Linked DNA regions of Homo sapiens: region 2 is linked to region 1. The links are chromatin loops, found by intact Hi-C in ENCODE. Cell type or tissue: HCT116. All regions are shown on one strand. Links, peaks and the distances in the headings refer to the core of each region. The heading gives the core; the rest is flanking DNA.

The links. Hi-C counts contacts between places; a loop is a spot of excess contacts. Peaks named below come from ENCODE experiments on the same cell type or tissue, not always from the same donor. Only the 100,000 strongest peaks of a DNase experiment are listed, where the experiment ranks them.
Region 2: a loop joins it to region 1, with 4 times the contacts of the local background. A loop is called at or near these places in 3 of 110 quality-filtered maps.

The regions. Positions count from the first base shown.
Region 1 is chr6:152,939,207-152,942,132 of GRCh38, forward strand. No RefSeq gene overlaps it. Among named protein-coding and RNA genes, the nearest start is that of FBXO5, 42 kb to the right of the region's middle. In HCT116, for the core only: no CTCF peak of the experiment used is centred there; no DNase peak of the experiment used is centred there; H3K27me3 peaks cover 1,447 bases.
Region 2 is chr6:152,719,776-152,722,701 of GRCh38, forward strand. MYCT1 (MYC target 1) reads left to right here. Exons shown (of 2, transcript NM_025107.3): 2 at 1,967-2,926. The coding sequence ends at 2,478. Among named protein-coding and RNA genes, the nearest start is that of MYCT1, 23 kb to the left of the region's middle. RefSeq lists an enhancer at 1,414-2,613. In HCT116, for the core only: no CTCF peak of the experiment used is centred there; a DNase peak (open chromatin) is centred at 1,376.

The sequences.
Region 1 (2,926 bases), core at 282-2,781:
TGAAAAGTTGGACAGGCCATTGCAATTAACAGAGCTTACCCAGCGGAGTTCAGACTTCAAAAAGTTATCAACATCTTTTTTTTTTTTTTGAGACAGAGTCTCACTCTGTCGCCCGGGCTGGACTGCAGTGGCGCGATCTCGGCTCACTGCAACCTCCACCTCCCGGGTTTGTGCCATTCTCCTGCCTCAGCCTCCCGAGTAGCTGGGACTACAGGCGCCCGCCACCATGTCCGGCTAATTTTTTTGTATTTTTAGTAGAGACGGGGTTTCACCATGTTAGCTAGGATGGTCTCCATCTCCTGACCTCGTGATCCGCCCGCCTCAGCCTCTCAAAGTGCTGGGATTACAGGCGTGAGCCACCGTGCCCAACCAAAGTTATCAACATCTTGATTCAGAATGTATAGACTACCAATTCCATGAGTGAAGACATATGTATTTTGTTCACTGCTTCCAGTGTCTACCACAATGCTCGGTACAAAGATAAATATTTGTTAAAGGAATAAATAAATTAGCAACTGTTGCCAGGCACGGTGGCTCACGCCTGTAATGCTAGCACTATGGGAGGCTGAGGCAGGCGGATCACGAGGTCAGGGGTTTGAGACCAGCCTGGCCAACATGGTCAAACCCCATCTCTACTAAAAATACAAAAAATAGGCAGCATGGTGGCACGCACCTGTAATCCCAGCTACTCGGGAGGCTGAGGCAGGAGAATCGCTTGAACCTGGGAAGCGGAGGTTGCAATGAGCTGAGATCGTGCCCCTGCACTCCAGCCTGAGCAACAAGAGCAAGACTCCCTCTAAAAAAAAATAATAAAATAAAATAAAAATAAATAAATTAGCAACTGTTAATAATTGCTGATTAATTCAACTATAATTCTTTTTGTTCTCACCATACAATAGGTGCCAGAAAAGCTTTACATTTAACATACAGTTACTGATTGCTCACAACTTATCGTTTTTCTGAAGTCTATGCTAACTTTCCAAGCCAAAAGAAAAAAAAAGCTGTATCTAATTTTTCATAACCCTAGAGATATAAGCCATCAGCATCTTCTTTTCCGGAAAAAGAAAATTGTTTTCATCTATTCTTCCACCTTCTTTTAACTCTCATTTTCACAAGAAAAATATATATATATAATCCACTCTACATAAAGCAGCCAGTGCAATCTACCAAAACAGCAAATCTGACCATGTCCTTTCCCTGTGTACAGCCTTCTGTGAAAGGTTGCCATTGGCATTTGAGGGACTTCATACCTGGCTTACCAGAGCTGCCAGGAACTGGAGAGCAGGCATCCAGCCTGACGTCCCTCCACGCAGACTTCCTTTCACCAGCCATGCCCCCTCCTACCTCTGGGCCTTGAAACATATTCTGCCTGCCGGAAATGCTTTTTCTCACTCTCTCTCAAAGCTCTATAGAGGTATAATTTATACATAAAGAATCATATATATTTAACATGTACTACGTGATGAGTTTAGACATATCTGAACACCTGTAATATCATCATCACAATCACCACAATCAAGACAATATGATTTAAAGAGAAACCAGAGTACTCCATCAAGACAATAGACATATCCAACACCTCCTGAAGTTTCCTCATGTTCCCGTTTTTGTTTGCTAGTGGTAAGAACACCAGTATTCTCTAATGCTTATCAATAAAAGAATGTCTCTGAAGCCCTACATCTTTCAAAAACATTTTAAGAAGAAATTTTTGAACAGCAACATATAGTAGCATCTAACAATCAGAAATGCATACTTTAAAGATAAACATATACTCAAAATTCGGAAAGAGCAGAAGAACATATTTTGGCAGGTGAGTAGATGTTCCTGTCTGTCTTGCATAATGCCTCTGGATAACATTTGGTCAATCTACCCCTTTATTATTTTCCAACTATGTTTTTTATTATTATATAATGTTAATGAGCATATTAGAATAATAAATGAAATTACTTAATGTATTTTGGCATTACATTTTAACTGTAAGAGAAAAATAAGGCTATTAAGGGTGTTCTAGACCTTTAAAATCATTTTTTTCTCTTTCAATTCTGGTAACTAAGGACTGAATTACTCAAAGCTATATCTCAAAATAATATACACAGATCTCACTCATGCTCGTGCTATTCAATCTGCCTGAATAAATCTGTCACTTTTAATAATGTGCTCAGTATTTTAACGTTAACAATTATTTCCAGAGAGTAATGCTTTGCTGTATAAAAGCTATAAAACCAATAGTGTCACACAGCAAAAGATTATACTATACTATACGCACGGTTCAAATAAATTTAAAGAACAATTGGTAAAGCACTTAAGATAAACTTGGTATAAAATGAAAACTACAGAAAAAATGAGAAATAGGTGTTATTTCCCCTAAATTGACACACAGTGCTCATGTATAAATAAGCAAAAAGAATTACCAATATGAAAGTCAATCATATGATGGCAGCTCAAATTTAAAATATCATTTTATCCCTCTGATATGTCATTTCTCTTATAATCGTGTTTAAAAGGTATCATAAAAAATGAAGTTTTGAAATATGTTGAAGAATGTGATTTTTAAAAAGCAATAAAAATAATAATTCTGTCCACACCCTGTATTTGGTGAAAGGTAGATTATCCTAAAATATAACTGCCATCTGGGAATAGATACATTATCATTTTCTTCCTGTGACTCACTTATACATCATCTGTAGCCTCCATTTTTTTTCCTTCATCTGAGATGGTTGTTATAGCTCCAGGAGTGGAGAGCTAAAAAGCTAATAGTGTCCATAAAGGTCAGTCTTAGTCATAAAGGAGTAGAGATCTGTGGGTTGATTTCAGAGGCCTCAAGGAAGGTTCCTGTTCCCAAAATATCTTCTTAAGGATCCCAAAGTTTATTCCACAAGATGTATTATTTTACCTCAGTTAGGAATAAGACTGAAATTATGAGTCC
Region 2 (2,926 bases), core at 227-2,726, 220 kb before region 1:
GGTAGTCTACATATTATAGATTACAATATGCTAAAAAGAACCTTGGCAATCATAAAATCTAACTCCTTTATATATATGTATAATGAAATCAGTGGGTCTAAACAAATTCCCTAAAAATCACAAAACATATTAGGAACAGAGCTGAGTTTGGAACCCTTTATCAGAGAGCTTTTGCCATGTAACAATCCACCCCCAAACATAGTAGCTTAAACTAATAATAATTTGCTTAGCTCACAATCCTGTGGATTGGTAATTTGAGATGAAATCAGCTTGGTGGATTTTCTGCTGGTCTTTGCTCATGTGTCACAGTCATTTGGTGAGTTGACTAGCATCTGAATTATCTAGGATGACACCATTCATATGTCCAGGTTAGCAGGCTCTTGGCTAGGGCAGTAGGGGTTCCTGGGCCATGTGTCTCTCATCATCTGGCAGGCTAGTCTGGCCTTATTTATATGCTGACAATGGCAGGGGTCCCAAGAGAAGGAAGGGTGGATGCTGAGCCTCTTGTAGCTTAGGCTTGAACTTGTATAGCTTCAATTCCATTGCATCCTACCGTCAAAGCAAGTCATGAAGCCTGCCCAGATTCAAGGGGTGGGGAAATAGACTCTATCTCTTGATGGGAGGAACAGCAAAACGTTTGTGGCTATTTTCTCCTCCTCTTCCCCAGTCTCACAACACCCATCAGCTAATTTTCAGGCTATGGCTCTCTCAATACAGACTACCTACATAAGCAATTAGATATGATAGCTTACCTTTCTACTTAGCAGTAACTTATTTTTGTCTAGGAAATGTAGGAGTCTTTACTGAAGATGTGATACTTGAAGGTAGAGCTTGAAGAATGAGTTTTCCAGACAGAAGCTTAAAAAATTGAATTCAGATAAAAGGACAAATATGTGGAAAAGCTCAGAGTTTTAGAGAGAATGACAGGCTTTGGTACAGTGAGAAACGAGCATGACTTGTGGGTTAGATCATGGAGGGGAAACGTTGGGGACAAGGGGTTTGATCATGGAGGGGAAATGTGGGGGACCAACAGGCTGGAGGAGTCTTCTAATACCCAGAATTTTTCTTTGCAAAGTGGTGTGGTGAGGGGAGACTCAGTTACCTAGTTTCATTCAAGAATATGTATTTAGTTTACAAGAGGCAGTAAGGTAGCATTTCCATTAGGAAAAGGCATTTTTCTCCCCAGAAAGGGAAATCTGAACAAATTACAAGTTCTACAAATTACAGAATACTGGTACGTAGCCGAGGCTCTATGGAGGTTCAGGTGACAGGAATTTCATCATCACAAGGGCGTAACAGAAGCATGAGCTGGAACCTGGGAAACAAGAAAGAGCCCAGTAGTCTGCACAGGTCAAGTCATCAAAGAGTCAGAGATATAGGTGACTGTCTGGGAGTTCAGGAAATATGACATAAATCAGTCAGCTGGCCAGATGGTTCTATCCCAGCACTTCCTGTCTCAGAAAGAGCAAAGGAAGTGAGGCATCATGAAGACTGCAGGTGGCAGAAATCAATGTGATTGATGAAAGCAGACAGAGGAAAAGGCAACATCAAAGTGATGACAAAATTCTTTATCAATCTGGCACATTAGTTACTACTATAACTCAAAAGGAAATCAACTTTGGGCTACATTTGCAGCTCTGTAAAAAATGGATGAACTAAATGCCATAAATTAATGACATCAAGTAAGACTACTTTTATCTTTTATTTCTTAAAGATGATAAAACAGGTTAAGTGACCTGGAATGCCGCAGCTGAAAGTGTTATTTTGTATCTTTCTGCTTGAATAAATGGAAGCATTATCAGCTTCCATTTGTTCATATCCACCTAACACTGTCTTCTATTTCCCTAATTCAAAGTATGTTTAAATTAATCATGTATTCTTTGAATTACAGTATATATGCTGACCCTTGTTTTTAGTTGAAAACCTATTTAAAAATTGATTTAGCAATTTGTTTTCTTTGTTTCAGAGGACCTTATCATGTCCTTCACTGTATCCATGGCAATCGGGCTGGTACTTGGAGGATTTATTTGGGCTGTGTTCATTTGTCTGTCTCGAAGAAGAAGAGCCAGTGCTCCCATCTCACAGTGGAGTTCAAGCAGGAGATCTAGGTCTTCTTACACCCACGGCCTCAACAGAACTGGATTTTACCGCCACAGTGGCTGTGAACGTCGAAGCAACCTCAGCCTGGCCAGTCTCACCTTCCAGCGACAAGCTTCCCTGGAACAAGCAAATTCCTTTCCAAGAAAATCAAGTTTCAGAGCTTCTACTTTCCATCCCTTTCTGCAATGTCCACCACTTCCTGTGGAAACTGAGAGTCAGCTGGTGACTCTCCCTTCTTCCAATATCTCTCCCACCATCAGCACTTCCCACAGTCTGAGCCGTCCTGACTACTGGTCCAGTAACAGTCTTCGAGTGGGCCTTTCAACACCGCCCCCACCTGCCTATGAGTCCATCATCAAGGCATTCCCAGATTCCTGAGTAGGGTGGCTTTTGGTTTTTGTTTCTTTCTTGTCTTGTCTTTTATTGAAAGGAAATCAAAAATAGGCTAAACAGAATTTTGAGGGCATGGCCCAAATAACTCATGAGTTCCAAGTTGAAACATGGTTGTGCAAGTTGGACATTACAATGTAAAACACATTTTCTTCAAACACGTTTTCCCTTTTGTTTCAAAAAATGTAATATTTTCCCCCAAGCGTTTTATATTTATGTATTTTGTATTCAATGTGAGGCTTATTAAAAATAGTGATTCTAATGTAAGAATCAGCTAAGATGCATTATATATATTTTAATTAAAATTAAAACTTCAGATATTTGTGGATTACAATCCTCATTTACTTCCAATGTGACTAAAAAGAGAAAAAAAATCACTGTGTCACTTTAAAGAAAAATCTTCTAAGGGATTTGGATTTTACTTTCTTTAGAATGA